Regions from separate parts of the Mus musculus genome. Here regions 2 and 3 are each linked to region 1. A link is a loop called in an ENCODE intact Hi-C map of the cell type or tissue named here. Cell type or tissue: left cerebral cortex. All regions are shown on one strand.

Region 1 (8,000 bases):
ACACATACAAATAATTTAATTTTTTTTTGGGGGGGGGGGGCAGTGGTAGAACACACCCAGCACTTGGGAGGCAGAGGCAAGTGGATTTCTGAGTTCGAGGACAGCCTGGTTTACAGAGTGAGTTCCAGGACAGCCAGGGATACAGAGAAAAACCTGTCTAGGAAAAAAAAAAAAAAAAAAAAAGATTGTGTGGATATATCTGTAGAAATATCAGCCCTTTAAAAAAGAGTAATAAAGGCGGGAAAGATGGTTCAGAGTTTAAGAGCAGAGGCTGCTCTTCCAGGACTTGGGTTCAATTCCCAGCACCTACATTGCAGCACCTACATGGCATCCTGTTAATTCCAGTTTCAGGATATCCACAGAGGCATGCAGGCAAAACATCAATGGGCATGAAATATTAATTATAAACAACCCAGAAAATAAGAACCCACCTGAACATATATTATTATCCATTTTAAATTTAACGCATCATCAACCTGGCTTTGCTTCTGTATGCCATTCTTATAGTGGGTGTCCAACGTTGCTGCCACCTACAACTGGGGTTGTTTGGTACCACAGCTTTCCTAGCACATGCAAGACCCTAAATTCTACCAAATATAAAGCATTTCCACCCTAGACTCCTTGGGAAAGGAAAGGATTTTCCAAGACAAGTAAAGTATTATAAATGTGGGAAAAGGAAAAACAAGGCAACTAACAACTTCAATTCTCCCTTCAGAGCTGTAAAATACCACCATGTTTATTTAACAAAGGAAAAGCAAGCTAACTCTTGGAGACATTCTCACTACCTAGTCCTGGCTGGCCTGGAACTTCCTGTATAAACCAAGATGGCCTCAAACTAAGATATGCATGCCCACCTCTGCCTCTGCCTCCCAGTGCTGGGGGTTAAAGGTGTGTACCAACCATGACAGAAGACAGCAATCATTTCATTTGACCATTTTTTGTGCTAGAGATCTAACCCCCTGAGACTTTGTCCATGCCAAGAAAGCACTCCAGCACTGAGCTACCTATTTGCAGCTATAATTGTAGTACAACTCTGTTTCTGAACTTTATGAGGTTAACTCCCTTTCTGCGGTCTTGGGGTAGTCTTGGGTATGTTTTAGAGAGGGTCTCATATTTCCAGCTGCTGGCCTTCTACATGCTATGTAACAGGATGACCTTGAACTCCTGACCCTCCTCCTTAAACCTCCTAATTCAATACCATCGGGCCCAGTGTATTTGGAGATAGGGACTGAAAACAGGAATTCCTGTTTGCTAAGACAAAACAACTGAGCCACACAGGGAGCAGGGAATGTTTGAGAAGGTTTTTTATGGAGCCCAGAAGGGCATGAACTGGGACTGGATATGTAACTAAAGATGACCTTTAACTGTCTCCACTTTACAAGTCTGGAATTAGAGGAATTTGAAAAACTTGATCCCTAAACAGATTAGGTTAAGCTGGTGACACAACTCTGTCCACAGGGAAAGGTAAAGTCTTCCAAACAAGCCTTAAGTTCTGAATTCAACACCAAGTAAAGATGAAAGTGCAGAGTCAGCATTGTCCTGTGATTTCCACATGTGAGGATGTCATGGCATGTGCTATTTTTAACATTATTATAACTCAGGGGTACAAATTCTGCTAAAGTCATCCTGAACACCAGTCTGATCATTGGATTTTGAAGTGTCTGCTCCTATCTGGTATCAAGCTAAGATCAAATGGCCTGGTTATCATCCCCTACTTCCCCTAAGAATAACCATCTACAGGAATGATGGCAGAAAATACACACTGGGGGAAACATGCAACTGTTTTATTGTCCAAGTGAATTGGGGCTCTGAAAGGCACCCTTTTCCAGTTATCTAAGGTACTGTAGTGGGAGTCATGCCCAACACAATTAAGACAGGATTATATTTCAATTTATGAGGTTCTCAAGGATGTCATTTAATAAGAAATATAATACTAGTTTCTCCCAAAGCCTTCCATCTACAATCACACTCAAACTCTTGGCTAAGGCAATAAACTAAATCGAAGGCATGTAAAGCTTTTGAGACCAATTGCAGGAAGCATGCTACCTTCCACCAGCCAGCTCAAGTAATAATGCCACCTTCCACTTACAGCGGCACACTGTTTTCTATCTTCCGCCCACATAATCTCAGTAACTTAGTAAAGTGACAAAAGCAGCTGTGACTTTCCACTTTGAACCACTGATTCTGTTAAGAACTAAGCCCAGTGGATCTCTAAATCAAGTGCTCTTTGGAGTCCTTCCTCTCCGGAGTCCCCAAGATACAGTAAGGAGCAGATGACTGGGCACAGACAAGACAGCTCTTGCCCAAAAACAAGGAAAAGCTTAAGGCAACAGCTGATGCTATGCAACATCCCCTTCAAAGTTATCATGCCACCTCCTGGAAAGGCACCCCAACGCAACAAAGTAACAAAATCCTCAAACTCCAACCATATAGAAGGTTAAAAAAAGCTCTTCCTAAATGCAATTTTCTTTCCTTTCACTAGCATGGGTGTGAGTGGGAATTACAGTGATACGTCCCACAATCAAAAGACCTAGAACTGTGGAGTGAAAATATTCCTGTTAAGGAGCCTCACCCCTGCTCTCCTGCCCCTAAGTAGTTTGAGAAGGTTCAAGGGCACTCGGTGAGGGGTAAAAGGCTTCCCAATGCTCACCTGCTGGGACCTGGAACACTGACTCAGAGCGGAAGGTCCAGGTCGGGCACATCCCTCACAGGCCCTTGCCTCCTCCCACGCCCCGCACCGCACAGCACAGCACCGCACTCCCGGAGCTCCTACTCAGGCAGCGCCTGGAACCTCCCGCCCGACTTTTGACAGCACGGAGGAAAGGAAGGTTCCACTGGGCTGTCCCTTTGTGACGTCACAATGACAACAGACAGCGGCAGCTCGCGAAGGGGGAGAACCGAGGACTCAAAGCCACTGGGGGCAAGGGGCGGAGAGAGGACGTGACGGCCCGGATGGGGGGTGCAAAGGCGCAAGGCAAAAGAAGGCCGCGGGGAGGGGAGGGGGCGCGCTGACGTCTCTCCTGCTTAACCTGTTGCTCGAGACTGCGCTGGAGCCCGCGGGCAGGGCGGCGTAAGAGCTGAGCCTTACGCGCGGCGGGGGGCGCCCGAGGCATCTTTCCCTTCCTCACCCCCACCACCACCACCCCCTAGCCTCACTCACCCAGCCCGTCCCGCCCCGAGTCAGCACGCCGAGCCACCCGCGAGCCCCACCCACCCGCCCAGCCAGAGCACAACCCGGAGTCTGCCCCCTACAGGCCGCCCGCGCGCCCGCGGCCCGAGCCCGGGCTACGGCCCAAAGCGCTGTGGGCCCCGTGCACCCTCCCGGCCGGCTGCGTCCGGAGCACCGCGTGAGCAGACTCGGCTCCCGCAGCAGCAACTCACGCTCTGCCTCGCACAGCCACCGCCGGCTTGCGGCCGGATGTCCAGACTCCACAGGGTCCGCTGGCCTCCAGCAAAAAAAAACAAAAAAACAAAATGCCTACCCACGGTGTTCTCCAACTTATCGGGGTCCGGGATAGGGTGGGGGTTCTCGTCCCAAGTTCTACCCCATATCCTTTGTGGCTACGTCAGGAGACATGCTCTGGGAAGGAGTCCACGCTCCAAGGCAAGGCTGTGTGTCCATGCAGTTTCTACACATCGAGTTTAAACTAGTCCTTTGCGCTTTACCCGGCCCACTGCAATGCGGATGTATTTTAATTCTTAAATTCCTTATGGAGTAGGCTTTGTAAGTTGAGCTTCATTTAATCTTACGTTTCTTTCAAGTTAAGTTTACGTGTATAGATTAGGATCAGCTCTCCGGGAGAAATTCAGGTTTTCCATTAAATGTGTGTGTGTGTACACATTTAACAAAACCACTGCCCAGAAGGTCATCTCCCATTATACACTCCTCTCTAACCAAAAAGGAAAAATATTAAGACCAAATCATCGACCCTAGTTAAATAAAACTTTCTCATAGGGTCGCATTGTTCTTTATTTATCTTCAAGGGCCTTTTTTTTTTCTGGGGGAAAAAAGTGTACTTTGCTCTAAAGCATACGCAGCTAACCACCGGATCACTCGAGTGCATATTTGGTTAATCCCCTGGTTTCCCTCTCTACTCCCTCCCCCCAAACTTACAAAAAAAAAAAAAAAAAAAAAAAAGCCACTACACAAAACAAAAACACTCCCTATGCCAAGCAAGACGCTGCTATACTGTGCACAAAACAAACCTAACCATCACAACCCAATCTCAGAAACCCAGTTTTCAGGGAGAAATTATTCGTATTAACATGCATTCACTCAGGCACACATATACTTTTACATGAGCTATGTTTTTCCCCTCAAACTAGAAACCATGAATCTTTAGAACCAAAACCAGCCTCTTTATAAAAGTCAATACCAATAAATGCATTCCCAGTAACATGATTCCCAACTGGGTCATGTTGCAAGCTAGATAAGCCAAAAGGGCCACATATATTAAATGATGTGCCAGTGCTAGAAGATCGCCATAATCGTACTCTGGATTGCAACTTAGCTTCCAACACACATACCTTACACGATTTTCCAAATAACACTAATAACAGGCTCATTTGTATGCAAAGTGCAATATGGGACCAAATCCGCCCGAGAATGCAGTTAGATCACTGCGGGGGCCCCCACACACAGAACCCCAACCTCCACCAAAACCCCTTGCCTTTCACCAAAACTACATCAACGTTGTGTCATTCGAGGTCAATTTATATACTTGAGGTATCTCTACACCAGTCTGTTTTCTCAACCAAACTAGGCAGACACGACTTTGCCTGAAAAGCCCTTTCGGAAAAGAAAGAGCTTTATCGGACGCTGTTTAAAACCTTTCAGCTGCAGAATTATCTATAAACTTGACATTCACAACCATCGCTTAAAACTGCAAGCCAAAGGATGTGTTGTTAAGAGCACTTACGTATTTCTTCTGAATGATATTCCTCTTGGGTCTTTCCTTGCTCATTCTGAGATCCAAATGCTGATTGCAAAAGGGGACAATTGCTTCATGAATTTAAAGCCGTCAGAAATTTGCAAAAAAATATCCTGGTGGTTTTTATTGTTGTTGGTGGTGGTTGATCTTGTAATCCGACTTTTCTTCCTCTTCCCCCAAAACCAGATTCGCCTTGAAATAAATCCGAAATTGAGAAGGATAAAAGAAAAAATATAAAAAGAGCCAAAGACGAGCGAAGCAAACAAGAAAAATTCACTTTAGTAAAACACTCATAATGGAAAATTTCCCCCGAAACATACAACAGACACAAAAAAAGAAAAGAAAAAAAAAGAAGAAAAAAAAAAAAACCGACGCCCTTCACTCCCCCCCTTTTTCTTCCAAAAACTACATCAGCGAAACGTGAAGGTCCTTAGTATCTGATCTGTAGTTACATCTTGAAGAAGAAAAAAGGAAAAGATAAATTTAAAATGTTGGAAGTCACGTTTGTGCTGCAGCAGCAGTGCGAGCAGAAGAGTCAACTCCAGCGGCGGCGGTGGCGGCGGCAGCACCACAGCGGAGGGCTCGCCGAGTCTCTTTTTTCCAAGCCCCTTAACCAATGAGAGAGAGGCTAGCCAGCCCAACTTTAAATGGACTCTGCTTTTATACAAGTTAGGGCTCCTCGGCTAATTCGCCACCTCCCGCCAGCCGAAAACTCCCACAGCTGAGCCCCCCGCACGCCTGCCTAACCTCTGCCCACAAGCCCCGGCCCGGTGCGGAGAACTCCCGCAGCCCCGTCGACGAGACCCCGGAAAGGCCTCCACGAAGCCTCTGCGGGCCGCCCGTCAGGCGCCTCTCCCACGCCGAGCCCAGTCGTGGAATTGAGAGAGGCTCCCTAGCTCAATGCATGGCACGCTCGGTCGCTCCACCTCAGCCCCTTCCCCCCCCCCCCCCCCACCCGCAGTCCGCTCACCCAACAGTCGCCGCATGCAAACCTTCGCCACTGCCCTCACGTCTACCTGCAGCCGGGCAGCTGGGTACCAGTGCCCCAGGACGCCCGGCCCGGGGGAGAGCCGCCTATTCCCGGGGCACCTTAGAATAGTCCCCTTGATCTTCTGGAAGTTGTAGTCCCTTGACTACAAAATGGCTATGGCCACGGAAGCGAAGAACTACAATTCCCAGCGTGCCCCACGCCTCCTGTCACTCAACTCCCTTTTCCCCGATCGCTTCCCCCTCCCCCTTCCCCGGGCCCTGCCAACAAACGCTTGGACGTGTCCCGCGTGCGACACTGCTAGAGGCTGGCTCGGGATTGGCCCGCGGAGCGTGTGGTCCGGGAGCGAGGAACTCCCCACGCCGGCCCCGCCCCCCAGTCCCCTCCCCGCGGGGGCCGCCCTCCCGGCCCGGCCCGGCTCGGCCCGGCCCCGCGCGCCCCGCCCCGCCCCCACCCCGGGCGCGAACCGCCTGTGGAATCGAGGAATCGGCGCGCGAGAGCGCGCCCGCGGGCCCGCGAGGGCAAGCCGCCAGGCTTCCCGGGGGAAAGGCCTCGGAGCGTGGCGGCGGCGGCGGCGGGGGGCGGTGTCAGCGAGGGGTTGGAGCGGGTCCTCAGCCAAACTGGGCCACGCACCAAGAGGGATCCTCGCTCGGTGCGAACTCGCTGATCGGCAGCGCCCGCTTGCTTCAGCCGTTGCCGGCGGTGTCACCTCAGGACAAGCGCCCGTGTGCCGAGCAAGCGGGCGGCCGCTCGGCCGCCGGGGTGGTCCGAGGTCACGGCTCCAAGCCGGCCCGCGGCCGCACGCGACCCCACGCGCGAGGCAGACGCGGCTGGGGCAGCCTCCCGGCGAAAGCTCGCGGCCTCGTGGTCGCCGGCCCGCGTGCCCGCCCCTGTCCCCGGGGCCGACGCGACCCTAGGCCGTCGCCGGTGGCTCCGAGGTGAAGCCCCGCCGTCCCTGGAGACGGTGAAGGGGGTCTTTACCCTCAGGACTAGGGCTGTCCGCGACCGAGACTCCCAACGCCGAGGTGAAACCGTGAACGGAAAAATGGAGACCGACCCCCCAACACAGGCAGCCCGTAAGGAAGCGTCTCGAACACTGAGTGCCCGAGAGCCCAATGGTCTGTGCCCCGCAGCCTTACCTGCCCCAGCCCCTGCCCTGCCCAGGCTCGCCAGTCGCTCAGATCAATGGATCGCAGGCCCTGCTGTCGCTCTCGGGGGCATTCGCAGGAACTTTAGCACGGCTCCCAGCCTCGGCGCTAATTTCCTGGTTCTAACCTATGGTCTTCAAGGTCCTGCTTTTCAAATCTGACTGGCTAGCCTCAGGGAAGCGAAAAGGCTTGGAGCCTCTCCCATCCACCTGCAGACACACATTGGCTTCTTCCTCTCTCTCCTCCCGGGCAGTCGGTTCCCAAAACAAGCACTCCCGAGTCACGACCATTCCACTGTTAGTCGCAACAGGGCAACTTAGTCATGGTGTCTAGAAGGTTCTAAAAAAGCGAGTTAACACCTATGGATTCAGAGGTCACAGTGGCCACTTCAGACAAGTTGAGCGATGGCTTTCCTAAGCTGCTCAGTTTCCACATCTGCAAGTTGATTCCGGCCAAAGCTTATGGAGAGGATTATAAAGTAACAAAACCCTAGTTTAGAACCATGCAGGTTATTGGACTGTTTCATGAGTTGACATAAGACACCCTTATTTTTAAAAAGTTATACCTCATTATTTGTCTTATTTTTTAAGTTTCTAAAACTCATGTTCATTTTACAAGCAGAAAAATTAATTGCCTGTGTGTCTTAAATAATGCACAAATTGTTCACTGTTTCCGTTTGGTTGGAATGATCGAATACATTTCTATTTTACAGTTCAGTTTTGACCACCCAAGTGACTTTATGGTCGTCTTGACACAAGGTGCTTTCCAAACCCATTCGGATCATTACGACCTGTACACTAGAGGTGTCTGTTTCTCCACGTCGTTATTATTTTAAACAGCTTTGTGCAAATGTAATGTCATATCTGTCAGACCCCAGTCAATTAAATAAGAACAAAGGTGAGTTTCTGGTGGTTTCTCTGGACAAGTTTGGGG
Region 2 (8,000 bases), 53 kb before region 1:
CTATCCTTAAATTCCCTTGTGCCACCTGTTAGGGTTTAGACATTGCTCATAAAAAGATCAGCCAAAGTGAGCTAGGGATTCTTAACTTGCTGCTTGTTTGAAGTTGGCTTCAGTCACGGGATTAATGCAGATGTTTCCTGACACTTGGCCAAAAAATATTGCTCAGGATTTGGTAAGAAACTAATCCTTGAAAGAGTCATTAAACACTTAACATTAAACATTTCTCATGCTATTATTAAAAAACACTAAATGAACTGGGTGTGGTAACTCACACCTTTAATCCCAGCACTTGGGAGGCATAAATAAGCAGGTTCATTTCTAAATTCAAAGCTAGCTTGGTCCTAGGCTAATAATAGGTCCCAAGACAGCCAGTTCTGTACAGTGAAACACTGTCTACAATATAGCCTCTTATACCCAGTAATATATTGAACATGCTAATTGTTCACAAAGTACATCCATTACCTAAAATCTACAATTCCAAAGGCAAGAGGTCCACGGAGGTGTGTGTGTGCAGAAGAAAAAAAAATGTCCATTTGTGTCCAAGTCTTTAATCCGTGAGCGCAAAATACCAAATCATTATATAATTCCACACTATCTTTGATTCTTCTAAAATTATGTTTAATTTTTTGTTGTTTTGAGGGTTTTTTCGTTGAGTTACCCAGACCAACCTTGAAATCCTGGTCCCGGGCAGCTGTGCTATCCCAGACTGAAAGGTGCACTACTGCACCAGGAATCCATTTACTATACTACCCAACAGGAGCTATGAAGATTTGTCCATCCACTGCGCAATATACTGCAGTATACATTGTTTTATCAAGAACCCCTTCTAAGTAGACTGCTCTTATAGCTCACATCTATTACTAACTTTCTCCATCTTTAACTGTTATTAATACAGCCATTGAAATCAGAATAGTACAGCAAACACAGCAAGAAAGAGACATGAGACAATTTATGAAATACACTAACCCTGACCTATGAGCAGACAGCTGAGTTGGACACTTAGAAGGAAGAGGCTGATGGATCTCTGAGTTCCAGGCCAGCCTGGACTACACAAATACAAATAAACAAGAGAAAGAAATGAGTCAGAGCACAGGTGAAGTATGTTTCATGATTTGGGAAAGGGGGGGACCACTATTTCCTGTTCAAGCAAACTTTATTGCTGTAGCCCACAAATCTTAAGTATTAGTAGCCTTGGAAAATGCACTGCAAGAGTCCAAGCACCCTCGTTGCCAAAATTAGCAGGTATGTCACTAACGGAATCTTATCATTTCTGAGGCTAAAAATATAGCTCACAGATGAACGAATTAACATGTGCAATGCCCTAGAGAATCCATCTCCAGCAGGGTGAGAAAATTTAGCAATGTACCACTATATGCAAAAACACGGAGGACGACACACGTGGGGACACATGCTTATGCACGTATGCACATATGCACACATGAATTCATGTGCACACACACAGGTGACTGTGTTGATGTTATGATTGGTAAAGGGCCAGGTTTTCTATGACTGGTAGTGTTTAGAAGTGAAAATGTTAAGAGATCTAACATAAAATCTTACAGAGATCTAATTATTTTCTTTTTTTTTTTTTTTTTGAGTTTCTGGCACATTCATTTTACTTAGAATACACTACTACAAAACACCACCTTGTACAGTCAACACGTATACAGCCTGCATGAATCAGTTACACTGCCTCCTGTTACTAAATTTAAACTCTAAAATTTTGTAATGGCCAAACAAAACTGACAAATGAACCAACACCACAAAGTTGCTACACACTACATATCATATTTTATATGCAAGCTTAAAAAAAAAAAACAAAAGTATCATATTCTTACGAAACTACTAAAGACTGCTCTTGATTTTTATTTTCATATGCAATGTGACTTACAGACCATGTGGCAAATTCTTCCAATGAAATACAGAGTAATTATTCCCTATATTATCCTTTCTGAATAACATCTAATCTAGAAACTCAAGATAGTTTCCTGATTAGATAAGGAGGAAGCATTTTATGTCATTAGCTATACAGTTTCATCTTGTTTAAGGACTTCATTGTACATAATGAATACCAGATGAGCTTAAAGCACAGTAGGTTTCCAAAAAACCTCCAAATCATCAGATTTGGAGGCCATCGGATAGTGAACAGTCAGACTATACCTACTTCAACCCACTTACACGATAGAAACCCTTGCTTCCCCCAGCCAGAAAGCCACCCTAAATTAGTAATACACTGCACTTGGATTCTTCCTATTCCTATCCTTGTGTCCCATGAGCTGCATAATTAAATGCAAGGCTTCTCTGTTTTAAATCAGACTTGTTGGAGGCTTGGATCAGCACCAAAACATTACCTACATCTTAAATACTATGTCCTGGAATGTGAAGAAAATTAAACAACAGTGCCATTTCCCAGTCCCAGTCATGTATTTCTAGGACCATAGCCTATTTATTTTTTTGCCCATTAAGGTTCATCTGGATAAGTAGTCACCCAGAAGAAGGTAGTTTCTACCTAAAAAGGTGTCATCTTTGAATCTGAAACATTTTGAGAAAAAAATCTAAGCCAATGAGAGGAACTAGTGACCTAATAAATACTAGCTGGTTTTTATACTAAGAGAGCTGTCTCCTCTGGTGAAAATAATCAAACCACAGTTACCCCAATTCATTTTCTAACCATTTCTTTTTTAGCTCCCAGCAGTTCCAATAAACAGCCAGTAGCCTGAACTTTTCAGAAATAAGAAGGTAAGCAATGAAGCTAAGCCAAGAACTTTATGACTGCATAGAATTTAAGTACCCTGAACGTTGACTAGGGAGGATTTTACCCCATGAAGCTAAGTAGGGGCTAGCTCTTCTCTTGATATTTATTGAATATCAAATATCATTCTTCTTAAATTTAGTCTGGAAAGCACTGTTATTTCATGCTACATAGTGAATATCTAGTGCCATCACAGACACATAAAAGATGTGAGAACTACAGCGCCACCAACATGAAACCTTCCTGTGTCTAGAAACAGAAACATCTGTGCTTGCACACCAATGTCCTCGATATAGACGATTCTGAATTCTATGCCACTGTATAATACGGTAGCTATCTCTTCTCTTCTGTTAGGAACTATCCTATTCTCTAAAGGATAAAGAATCATACTCTTCTCCAGGCCTGTGCTGGAGGGACGGTTAAGAGCACTGGCTGCTATTCCAGAGGACCCAGTTTCAATTGCCAGCACCCATAAAGCACAATATTACAAATGTCTGTATTCCAGCTAGCTTCAAGTGATTTGACATACTCACACAAACATTCATGCAGGCAATGCATATGAAAATACGTCTTTAAAGGCATGCACAACAAAGAAAGCAGAAATTAGTAGGAAATGCAGAGCATTTGGGATTCACGGGAGCCTTTGACCAGGCCATTATGGGTATCTAAAGTCCAGCTCTCTTCTCAATCCCCACAAACACCACACTCCTTTCTTGCCTACCCCAAAGTACCCTCTAAGATCAAAGACAGCACTTACATCCTGAGCAAGGCAGGTATCCCAAGGCATTTCTACATTTCTATTCCTTTTCCCACCCTTCACTGTCACTATTCCAGGATTTATTAAAAAAAAAAAAAAAAAAGGACAGGCCAGACCTATACAATCGCTGTACAGTTTCCCTGCTCAAAAAACGCTCCTCTGAGAGGCACTGGGGTGGTACATGCACTGTGGGAGCCACAGGAGATGTGTGGCAGAGCAAGAGAGTGGCCATTTCCTAGACTGGCCACTAAGCAGCCTCAATGTGGACTGAAAATCTCCAAGGCGTGTTTCTCCTGCTGTAAGACAGGTGGCAGCAAAATCACCAAGAAAACCAGCACCCAGCGACCTAGCCTGTTCTTAATGGATCTGTAAATTGTTCCAATGTCCAAAAAACTAAAATCCTGCTGTTTTCTGTAAACATCTCAGGAACATTTTGAGAACTCTGTTCAGCAAACACAGCTCCCCTACACTCACCTTTCAAATCTAATATGCTGCTACAGCCACTCGTCCTCCAGCTGGGCCGGAATCTCAGCTTTGTATTTGAAGTTTAAATACAAAGGCAGATCAAGATGTTTGTTTAATCATTCCTACTCTCTCACAGCTGTCATGTTTGTTTTGTTTTGGCTTTCTTTTAGCAATGCTCGAAGCCTAGAAACATCAGTAAATTCCAACACTAGAAGAAACAGACTTGCCTACCTCCCTAGTAAATTTCTCACCTCATCTGCAAGGAACACACAACACACATAACAGAATGAGAAAACATAAGCAAACATTTCTATGCTAGGACCAAGCATAGAAAAATCTCCTGTCTATCCTCAGTTCCCTGACCATCCACACAACCCTTCACTAAAGCAGTGTGCAATTGATGCCCTGATTCAGGACATCAGGGGGTGGGAAGACGAAACAAATGCCAGGGAGCCATGTATCTTCTCACAGTAGAAATTTCCACAATGAAAAACGAACCAACTAAAAAATACAGATACAGTCACGTATTAAGAATTTGCTTCTGACTGGGATAATGGCCTTTTAGTTATGTGAGAGGCAACTTGGGTAAATTGGAGGAAGAAAAGTATTACTAATTATATATACAAGATAAAAGTTATGTTCAACAGGAAAAAATACAGGTTTATTGCTGAATGTTTGTGATTTCAAACAAAAACTCCTATGGTCTTCCTGCAAATCACACATCACCTTTAAACATGCCTTAGTCAAATGACGACCTTGAGTGAGTAGTAACACCTAGTGTGTTAGTACAGGGTTTTTTTTGACTGGCCTGAGAGTTGTATCTTGCTACTTTCTCAGGTAACTTCAGAGACGATCAAGAGGTCAAAGTTGATAGCACATGACAGAATTAAAACTGATGGAACCCATAAGTATGAACCCAAACCAATACTTAAGAGCATCTTCAAGGACTCGCTCCTGGAGTCCCACAGAGGTGCCATCATGCTGAGAGATTGAGTCCACCAACCCAGACGCCATCAATGAGCCCACACTATGGACCCAACTCCAACTGAACACGAAAGCAGGACATGGGTAGCGAGTTGCCATCAAGCCAGGCTACGACATCTGGCCAGATTGGAGGAATTAGCCGAGGATCAGCTACAACTGTGTCATCTTGAACCCTCAACCAGCAGACATTAATACCCCCATCTTCATGATAAAGAAAGTCTGGCAAATACAGATTACCTCAGGAGCTAGAGGCTGCTGGAGAAGACAGGGACAACTCTGGCATGTCTGCCACACCCTGGTGCCACCCCACCTCCATAATGAATCACCGACATGGTCATTAAAGATTGTTCCCCCCCAGAGAGAGAGAGAGAGAGAGAGAGAGAGAGAGAGAGAGAGAGAGAGAAAGAATGAATGAATCTTCAAGAAGTCATTCCACACCGGGCAGTGGTGGCTCACCCCTTAATTAATGCCAGCACTTGGGAGACTCAACAAAACAAACAAACAAAAAACAAAAAAAGGCATTCCACACCAGACATTAGTCATTGAAAGACCAAGGCTACCATATGATAAAAAACCTGTGAGTCTTTATTAGGCTTTTGCATGCTTCCTTTCCTGGCTAAATGACTAACCCAAGGTCACTCACCCTCAGAGTGTGAGCTTTTCCAGACCTTTTCCCAACCAATTCACACCAGTTCTGTGGATAGCTGACATTCCTCAGAGAATGAGGTTAGCTCTTCATTCTCTACAGTCAGGAAACATGGAACTGCTTTCAATTGTTGTGTTTATTCGAAATTTGGCCTACATTTAAAAATTATTTAGGAAGAAATAGAATAAGGGTGATGAATTCTCGCTCTACCAGAAGCCATCCCAGCTGCCAGGAGTCAAAATTGGTACTGAGCTCAATCATCAGGGGCCCCAGCAGCAGCTGATGGAGCAGATGCAGGCCCACAAACACATTGGGCAGAGAGAGACCCCCAAATAGGAGATTTCCATTGGGTCCCTCCCCACAGCAGTCACAGTACTCAGATAATTACTTCTTAAAATTTAACAAGCTTCTTTCTGTAGACCTGAAAGCATTTCCACCAAGACCTCCAGTTCTCAAGATTTGCAAGTCAAAAACTCAGTAGCACAGAGAAACACCGATTGCTGTATTTGCACATTACACTCTTCATTTGACAAGTCCAGTGTTCTTTCAGCCATGGCATCCATGTCTCAGTAAGACTTGAACAGCAACTCATGGAGCTTTGGTGCAGATCAAAAGTTCAAGTTTCCCAGAAAAGTTGGATCTCTTCTACACAAGTCACCAATGCAATCTATCAAAACTGTCCTAAGCCCTACATGGGAACTGGCACTTCATGATTAAAACCCCAGGTACACAAACACCCAAAAATGCCTCATGACAGACAAGACATTGGTTCTCAATAGAGCACTGCATGAGAAAATGAGAAATTAAATGTGTGTAGACCAAGCACACACCAGCTAAAACAGAATTGGCGAAATTACACTTGCCCGGTTCCTTAAAGCTCCATTTTCCTTGTCAATCTGAGTCTACATCTGTCTATCCATCCGAAGGAAGTAAAGTAAGTAGAGAAGATAGCTGGGGAAAGAAAGCAGCACAGATCTGTACTCCCAGCACTTGGGGGTGGGTGTGTGGGGAGGGGGTCCTTAAATGACATCTTCCGCCTTCGTAGTTCTAAGACAGCCAAGGATATACAAACAAGCCGGGCGTGGTGGCACACACCTTTGATCCCAGCAGATCCCAGCAGAGGCAGGCAGATTTCTGAGTTCAAGGCCAGCCTGGTCTACAGAGTTAGTTCCAGGACAGTCAGGGATATACAGAGAAACCCTGTCTCAAAACAAAACAAAAACAAAACACCAAACAAACAAAAACAAACACACAAACAATATGGGGAAGGGAGGGTGCAGCAACTTCAAGTTCCATAGCTGCCAGTAACATTTCTAAGAAGAGAGGTAGGGGGCTGGAGAGATGGTTCAGAGCACTGACTGCTCTTGCGAAGGTCCCGAGTTCAAATCCCAGCAACCACATGGTGGTTCACAACAACCCATAACGAGATCCGATGCGCTCTTCTAGTGTGCCTGAAGACAGCTACAGTGTACTTATGTATAATAATAAATAAATCTTTGGGCAGGAGCAAGCAGGGACTGAACGAGGGGGCCTGACCGGAGCGAGCAGAGGTCCTAAATACAATTCCCAACAACCACATGAAGGCTCACAACCATCTGTACAGCTACAATGCACTCATATACATAGAAATAAATCTTAGAAGTGCTTAGAAATGGAGAAGGAGCCGGGTGTGGTGGGGCACGCCTTTAATCCCAGCACTTGGGAGGCAGAGGCAGGTGGATTTCTGAGTTCGAGGTGGCCTGATCTACAAGGTGCATTACAGGACAGCCAGGGCTGTACAGAGAAACCCTGTTTCAAAAAACAAACAAACAAACAAAAATAGGAGGGGGAGGAGGAGGAGGAGGAGGAAGAAGAGGAAGAAGAGGAAGAAGAGGAAGAAGAGGAAGAAGAGGAAGAAGAAGAGGAAGAAGAGGAAGAGGAAGAGGAAGAAGAAGAAGAAGAAGAAGAAGAAGAAGAAGAAGAAGAAGAAGAAGAAGAAGAGAAGAAGAAGAAGAAGAAGAAGAAGAAGAAGAAGAAGAAGAAGAAGAAGAAGAAGAAGAAGAAGAAGAAGAAGAGGAGGAGGAGGAGGAGGAGGAGGAGGAGGAGGAGGAGTGGAGGAGGAGGAGGAGGAGGAGAAGAAGGAGGAGGAGGAGGGTAGGAATGCAAGTTAATAACAGATTTGTTGCTTATAAATGCTACAGTCTCAAACCAAGATGAACCCACAGACTTGGTAGAAAGCTCTTTGTAAGGGAACATTGCAATCTAGGCTATGGAAAGCCCCTTAACTCAAGAGTCCTAACTCCAATGCTCCAATCTAAAGAACATCATTCTTTCCTTCCTCCCCAACCCCTATTGCGAGGGAGGCAGGCTACTAGAACAGATTAAACTTGACTGAGTTAATTTCTTTAGTTAATTTT
Region 3 (8,000 bases), 250 kb before region 1:
GAAGAAGAGGACCAGCCTGAACGAGCTGCAGGGGCAGCTGCAGCAGCTGCCCGCTCTCCTGCAGGACTTGGAGTCTCTGATGGCAAGCCTGGGTAAGTGTGGCCTGTGTGTGAGAGCAGTTTCAAAGCCCTCCAAGAATTCATCAATTCTCAGCTATTGCTTTGAAAATAATAGTGCATTCTTATTGTTATATAGAAATGTATTCATTTCTAAAATTTACCACTAATGCTTTCTGCCTACAGTAAGCTAAGGAAATAATTTTAGTTTTGTTGCTTTGTGTGTGTTACCTATTTGCCTATGTCTGCCCAAATGTTTGTATGCATACAGGTGCTTCTGCATATGGAGGGGAGTCAAGTGGGGTGGGGGTGGGGGTGTTGTTCCTCCAGAGCTCTTGGGATGTTTCATTATGACTTTGAAACAGTATCTCTCATTTTGCCATGATACTCACTGGTGAGGCCAGCCAATGGGCCCCAGGGATCTGCCTGTTTCTGGCTCCTTAGTGCCATGATTAGAAGCAAGATATTTTGCTTGGCACTTTATGTATGTACTGGGGATCCAACTCAGGCCGATCTTCTTGCTTAAGCTACAAGCATTTTGCTGGCTGAATCAGCTTGCCAGCCTTTGTTGATCTTTTTTTAAAATAACTCAAGACTGTCATTAGGTCTTTTGTTTAAAAGTGTAAGTTGAATGAATGAATGAATGAATGAATGAATGAATGAATGAATGAATGAATGAATTGGACTTACAGTAACTATCCTGGCCAGAGGATGTCCTCCAAACATTGCTTTTAGAATTTAGGCTTTCAGAAATTCATGTCTTACAGTATGTTTTTACCCTTCAGGCGATAGACATGAGGTCAGATGAGTTCTGCTGCATTTGAAGTTTGTGGAAGTTTGTTTTCTTCATTTTTCATTTGGATGGGTTTATATTCAGAGAATTATCTGTTGTGTTTGATGCATGTACACATGAAGGTAATATTGTGGGTCACTGCTCTCAAAGGACAAAATTAGAACAACGTAAAGATCACAAAATGGCTTTACTTTTTAAATTCTAAATTGTAATTTATTTTAATTCTAAAATAGAACACTATTAGTTTACTAGTGCTTTTACAGACAAAAAAGAAAGTAAGGAAATACAAACAAAAATTAAAATGTATTAGTCATTTCAAAATTATTTTGCCAGGCAGGGACAGGGAGGCAGGTCCTTGAATTGCCTTACTAGGTCTAGCAAACAAAGCGATAGGTTTCATTATGTTATTTCCATATCTCGTACTATGCTTATATCTATCCTTACGACTGTCGTTCTGTCCTTCCTTCTTTCTCTGGAGAGAGAGACAGGAAAGTGTAGCATATTTCCTTTCACAAGGGACATGTGTGTGTGTGTGACACAAAGGTGGAAGGGACCGTTGGGTGTGGGTAAGCTTAAGGCTGAGGGGCTGTCACCATGCTAAGAGCCAGGCTACCACTCAGTTTCACTTCAGTGCGGTGGGATGTCAGCTCGAGTGACTGGTGAAGATGCCTAGTCCAAGATGGTGGCTCCCTTTAACTTTTATTCAACACTCTTTTCTCCCTTAGCTTAAGTTTGGATGGATGCGGGGAATGGGAACTGCATGCACAGAAGATAACTCTTCATGCAGTCCCGTGGGGAGCAGAGCACCTTTCCTTCTCACCTTTCACTGTCCCCTCCTCTACAGCAGTCACCAGTGGGTCTGCAGAGAGTGATCAGCAAATCATAGAGCAGTGTTCTGTGTCCAAATAGACAGAGCTCTCTTGGACACTGTCCCTGTGACTACTGCCCGGCTGGTAGCAGCTACACGACGGAGAGCTTTGTTGGGCACTTCACAGAGACCATTTTAGTTCTTACAAGAACCTCACAAATGAGCCTTTACCATCCCTGCTCTCTACTACAGAAAGAAAGGCTGGGACTGGGTTAGGGCCTCACAGTGAGTGAGACATTAACAACACAGCTGTGCTCTGGGTGATGAGGCAGTAGGAAGGCAGCCTTCAGAAACTGTGGTCTTCATGTCCTAGGCTCTTACAGAGACCTGCTGGGCCTGAGAGTTGTTTCTGAAAGCATGACCTAGAAAGGGGACCGTGTGTCTGAGGAGAAATGTAGAACATCTGTCTCTCTGGCCCTCCTGCATTGTTCCCTTTCTGTTGGTTTTCTCCCTGTCGTTAGCAATCCTTCTAACTGGTAGACATTGCCGTTCTTAGCCACGTCCTTTCAGCTCACCTGCTCGAGCCTTTCCCAGTCACTTGATCATCGTTGTTTTATACTGACTGTCCCCTTCTTCCCACAAAGGAGAATATTTTCTCTTTGTAGTTGTTCCTTTGTTAATGCCACTTACTAGTTGTATACATTATGTTACAAGTATTTTCATAGTTATTTTTATTTGGGAATTGCAGCCTAAGTCTTTCTTAAAATATACTGTGTTTCGAGGCTAGAGATATTGAATGACTGAGAGGACGAGGAAGGATCACCACTAGTTAGAGGCCAGCCTGGGCTACGCAGTGAATTCCAGGAAAGCCTTGGCTAAGAATAAGACCATGTCTTAACAAAACAAAGCCATACCAAAAAATAGTGAATGACCATGTGAGATAGCATCTTGTCAACACAGAATATGCTCAAAGAAAGTTGTTTTGAAATTGTAACACTTTTATCTAAACAACTTAATTTCATAGAATCAGTACTGATACCATAATGGAAGCTTTATAAAACCTGGTTTTATGGGTTAGCTTTTTAAAAATGTCTTTGTCATTGATGTACTTTAGGAACTAATATTCAGTGAGCTCGGGCATCATTCTTAGGTTCTGGAAGTGTTTAGTGTTTCAAATGATAATTCATACATTATTGAGTTTCCTTTTTGATAGCTTCAAAATATTAAGTGCCCTGTCATAACCTAAAAATTTGGGCATCATCTCACAAGGCTTAACTAGTTAAACAATACCAAAATTTAAATGCAACTTAGAAGAAAATAGTAACTGACCTTAACTGTGATTTTTTTTAAAGTGTGTGTGTGTGTGTGTGTGTGTGTGTGCGCACGCGCACATCCCCATTTGCCCTCCCGTGACTACATTCATGAGTTTGAGTGTGGGCATACATGCTGTGGTGTGCATGTGGAGGTCAGAGGGCAACCTTGAGTGTCTCTTCCCACTTTCCTTCTGTCTGTGTTGGCCTAGCTGGCCTGTGAGCCTCCGGTGATTCACTAGTCTCTACTGCCCATTTCCCTGTGGTAGTGTTGGGGTTACAGATGGGGACTGCAGTGTTTGGCTTCTAAAATGGGTTCTGGAGATCTGAGCCTAGGTTCTGAACGGAGAGCTCTAGCCAATGGCTATCTTATTATCCCAACTTTGACTTTTGTTTTCCTGGCTCTGTGGGATGTAATACATTATCCACTCGTTCTCTCCATTTTCCAGGCATCGTACATCTTTTGGTCTTGGCATTGTTTTCTGGATGATCTGCCTTATAAGAGTAAGGGATCTATATTATGTCATGATGCTTTCAGCTGTGCTAGCCTGTGGCTTAATAAATAGGAGTCTTGGAAACCTAGCCCCTCAGGAATTGTTAAGTAGCAAAGGCTAATCCATTCTTATTGATTTTTTTTTTTTTTTTTTTTGGATGTGGTCCATCTAGCTTACAAATGCTTGTTTAATTGATAGCTACTGGTAAGACTGCGATTTAGGAAATAAAGATAAAGGTATGCTGGAAAGTGAGAAACTGGATGTGAACTCTGATCTCTGAGACAGTGTTCCTTGCTTCGTTCTCTGCTACAAATGAAGATCAGGATAAACTGGCCCTCCATGCCTGCAGTAGGTTCTGCATCCATAGATTCAGCCAACTGGACACAGAAAATATTTATTTAAAATTGCTTATATTGAACACATATACAATTTTTTCCCCAATCATGTCATTTCCTAAATAATGCACTACAGGCATTCACATAATATCTTCTACATTGTATTTGGTATTTTAAATCATCTGTGGGAACCAGTCCCCCAGGGACCTGCTTGTGAGGGTAGTTGGAGGATTAACTGAGATGACAATGTCAACTCACTTAGCACAGTGCCTACTATGTCTCTCCTGTGTACTGTGGCCCTGCGTACTGTGCTCTAGAGCAAGCCTGAGTGTCTGCCATGAGGGGACTGACAATCTACTAGAAGTTTGTCTAACTTGGCAAATTTACAAAATCTTTCTTTCTTTCTTTCTTTTTGTAACAAAAGATGGATACTATGTAGTTTAGATTGGGAGACAAAACCATGATATTAAGTGTTGGAAGATGAGGGCTGGGATGTAGTTCAGTTTGTAAAGCTTTTACCTAGAATGCAGGAAGCCCCGGGTTTCAACCGCTGTCTAGCATAAATCAGCAGCCAGCGTCGATGCACAGCGCAATCCCAGCACTTGGGAGGGAGAGGCAGGGGAATCTGAAGTTCACAGCCGTCCTCTGCTACCTGTGTTACATGAGACTCATCTTTTAAAAGATCCATCCAAATGTGACAGGATAAACAGCGTAGTAGTTTGTGCATCGAGAAATGCTTTTAAGGATAAAACAGAGTTCGTATTAGATGAAATAGTCACTATGTACTCTAATCAAAGACTAGGACATATGAGTCCAGAAAGCACTGTATTGTTATTGCTAGGCATGGTGCTTCATGCATATATTTAGGAAGCTAAATATATTCATTCCAGTATTTAGGAAGCTGAGGTAGGAGGAGGGCCTTGAGTTGCAAGCACCTGGGCCAAAGGGTGAATTTGAGTTTCAGTTCAGTGTGATCTGGTGAAGTAGGAAAAAAAAATAAAAAACCCTTCACTTATTGAGTTCTCTTGAATTTCCACTAGAGGGCAGTCTAATCATGTTCCTTTAGCAAATTTAAACTGTCAAGGCCTTGTCTTTCTGTTTTTTCTATTACTTAATTTTGTGTGATCTGCTTGAAGATTGTTCCTTTGTCTACAATAGAACAGTCCACTAATTCTAAGATAGGTAGCAGCCATATATTGAGTTTCTGTGTTGCTTTTGATGGGTCTTCTATCACTGTGTGGCTTTCTCTATATAGACTGTGAGAGCATCTAGTAGGAACTTTAATGGCTGTGTTTCACAAACCAGATCAGCTTGCCCAAGTTCCTTCCAGGGTTAGTCCCATCACAGGGTACAGCAACTCTCTCGGCACCTTTTTAGTCTACTATGAGAATCTCATTTGTTCTCTAATGGCTTTTGCAAGTTAATGCACCTTTTAAAGATTCCTTATTAGCATATCATCATTACTGTATTGCCTCAGTACATAAAAGTGGGGCGCAAGCATTTGAAGAGTTTTCCATTTTTTAGCTCCTGGCCCCTATGACCTATGAGTATGCAGACAAAGAAGACACCTTTGTTCTGTGAGGCTAATTATTTTGATTAGAAAGAAGCTCATTAAATGTGAAATAATCTTAGTATGCTACTTCAATCTTCACATCTCAGGCTGTACTACGTACGGATCATATCTACTTGAAACAAATGGCACAAAGGAAAATTGCAGGCTGAATTGTTCCCCTCTGGGGTGGTCTTCTCACCAAGATCTGTGGAGCTCTTTCTTGCACAGCTGTCAGGCATTCCCAAGTGGCTCTCACAGTGAAATTCCCTGTTGTCTCCACCAGTCACTTAAAGAGACATGCTGTTAGAGTGAGCAGGATGCTGAGAGAATGCTGAGGCTTGACTTCCTTGTCTGTGGAGCCTTGCTAGTGTGTGTGTGTATTCTAAGTTGTACATTTACTCATTTGTGTAGCTGGTATTGTAGCAGGTGAGTAGGTTGTATTAGGGTAGTTAAATTTCTGCAAATTTAAAATAAATATTTGGAATACATATCATGTATCTATTCATGATAATTTAATTAAAAAGGTATAAATGTAACATTTTTTCCTATACTTTACTGACTTGGTTTGGTGTGAGTTGGAATGCAGAGTTGGTGCAGTGGCAGCTGTTTGTCCTCCTGGCAGGTGAGAGGCAGAGGAAGACCATCCTTGACCATGAGTACAGAGCCAGCTGGGCAGCCTGGAACCCTGTCTCACTAAACAAAAGGAAGACTTGACATGGAACAATTCCCACTGCCTTTTCTGCTCCAATTTAGGATCAGGTGGTAAAGTTTGATGCGACTAGGAAGGTAGCATCACGTGACTTAATGTTTCCTAAGTCCTCTGTTTTAAGTTAGTCTTTTACAAAGTTTGACATAAGTTCTTAATTTAGATTAATATGAATCATAGAATAATAAAATCGCCAGAATTTTGTTGAATTCCCCAGGCTACCCAGATTAAGTGTTAGGCAATACAAAGACACAGGATGCAGTATTTAGACCTTAGCTGACTCCTGGGGGGGATGAAGGAACAAGTAGCCACAGAGTGTCAGTGAGGTGAGTCTTCATGAAGTCTAGAAGCATGGATAAAAATACAGCCAATGTCTGGGCCAGGGCTAGCATGGAGCCTAGTGTGACACTGGGGATAAGGAGGGAAGGAGGGAGTGGGGAGGAAGGTAGGGAGGGAGGAGGGAGGAGGAGAAAGGGGCAATCAGAGCAGCCCCATCCCAGCCACAGCCGGAATGGAGGCAGGGCACACAGGGTTCTTGTTGAAATGGTCAGTTTGGTTATAAAGTAGAATGTCAGCTGGATGGTGTGGTAAGATTGTAACAGTAGACTGTGGCCAAAGGTTGTAACCCTGTAAGCCAAGTTAAGAAGCCTAATTCCAGTGTGAGAGGAGTCAGGAAGCTTGAAGCTTTTCAAAGGGGAAGACACAAGTGAGGATCTGGTGGTAGGAACAGAGTGACCCAGAGTGACCCACCCAGACAGCTTTAGTCTATGTTTCTTGTTTTGCAGTTTGTTGGTCTATTCAGGAGGATATTCTTTCAATTTTTACATGTGTGGGCATCTGCCTGTTGTATATCATGCACCACATGTGTGCCTAGTGCCCATGGAGGCCAGAAGGAGTCAGATCCTCTGGAATTGGAGTTACTGACAGTTGTGAGCCACCATGTGGTGCTGGGAACCAGACTTGGTAGAAAGAACAGGAAGATGCAGAAAGGAACATCCAGGCGATGTCCTCTTCTCACGAGCTGGGTTTACCTGGTCCGTGTCACTAACTAAAGAATACAAGCACAATTTGAACCTAGAAAAGAATTCTACCCACATTAATTGGCTTGCCTAAGGATCAACGCATTAGATATCTGGCTATTTAGCCTATAGTCAGCCAGCAGCACTATAATGTAAACTTGGAGATTGCCATATATAGGAGACACAATTGAAAACAAATTTCCAATATAGAGTAACTTTTGACTCTAATTTTTAACTATTTAAAATTTATTTCCCCTCATTATATAGGATCCTAAGTCTAAAAACAGCCTGAGGTATAGTTTGTAGCTATGTGAGTTTACTAGAGAAAAAGGGAATGCTACTGATATTTTGATTAATTTATCTATAACATTCTTATCCAGAGCTCTTACGTATTACATCATGAACATTACTGGTCAGCAGAATTCTCTTTTGGTCAGATTTTGAGATAGTTTCTGTAACATAGTGCTGTTCTTCTCGAAACCCCAAGCCGCCGCCCACCGCCACCGCCTCCTCCGCCTCCTCCTCTTCCGCCTCCTCCGCCTCCTCCTCCTCCACTTCCTCCTCCTCTTCCTCCTCTTCCTCTACTTCCCAAGGGCTGGGATTACAGGCATTTTAATGAGCCTGGCAGCTTTTTTGGTGTCTTGTTTTTGTTTTTTAAGACAAAGCCTCACTATGTAGCTCTGGCTATCCTAGAATTCACTATGTGACACAGCTGGACTCAAACTCACAGAGTTCTGCCTGCCTGTGCATCACAAGTGCTTGGGATTAAAGGCACATGTCACTATACCCCGCTGTGTGTGTGTCCGCACATGTGCATATGCATGTGCATTTGTGGTTGTGGTTAAGATGGGGTCTTGCTCAGACTTGTCTTTTTTTTTTTTTTTTTTTTTTTGGGTTTTCTCTGTATAACCCTGGCTGTCCTGGAAC

What was found. Hi-C counts contacts between places; a loop is a spot of excess contacts. Peaks named below come from ENCODE experiments on the same cell type or tissue, not always from the same donor. Only the 100,000 strongest peaks of a DNase experiment are listed, where the experiment ranks them.
Region 2: a loop joins it to region 1, with 4 times the contacts of the local background. A loop is called at or near these places in 13 of 42 quality-filtered maps.
Region 3: a loop joins it to region 1, with 3 times the contacts of the local background. A loop is called at or near these places in 7 of 42 quality-filtered maps.

The regions. Positions count from the first base shown.
Region 1 is chr13:44,728,836-44,736,835 of GRCm38, reverse strand. It overlaps Jarid2 (jumonji, AT rich interactive domain 2), which reads right to left and starts at 5,565. Exons shown (of 18, transcript NM_001205043.1): 1 at 4,920-5,565. The coding sequence starts at 4,964. In left cerebral cortex, CTCF peaks have their summits at 3,081, 3,284 (motif pointing left), 5,180 and 5,380; DNase peaks (open chromatin) are centred at 5,849, 6,152, 6,899, 7,239 and 7 more places; H3K4me3 peaks cover 5,527 bases; H3K27ac peaks cover 3,538 bases.
Region 2 is chr13:44,782,285-44,790,284 of GRCm38, reverse strand. The region is part of intron 1 of Jarid2 (jumonji, AT rich interactive domain 2); the gene reads right to left. Among named protein-coding and RNA genes, the nearest start is that of Jarid2, 55 kb to the right of the region's middle. In left cerebral cortex, a CTCF peak has its summit at 3,792; a DNase peak (open chromatin) is centred at 3,801.
Region 3 is chr13:44,974,833-44,982,832 of GRCm38, reverse strand. Dtnbp1 (dystrobrevin binding protein 1) reads left to right here. Exons shown (of 10, transcript NM_025772.4): 5 at 1-92. Among named protein-coding and RNA genes, the nearest start is that of Dtnbp1, 23 kb to the left of the region's middle. In left cerebral cortex, a CTCF peak has its summit at 4,833 (motif pointing right); a DNase peak (open chromatin) is centred at 4,774.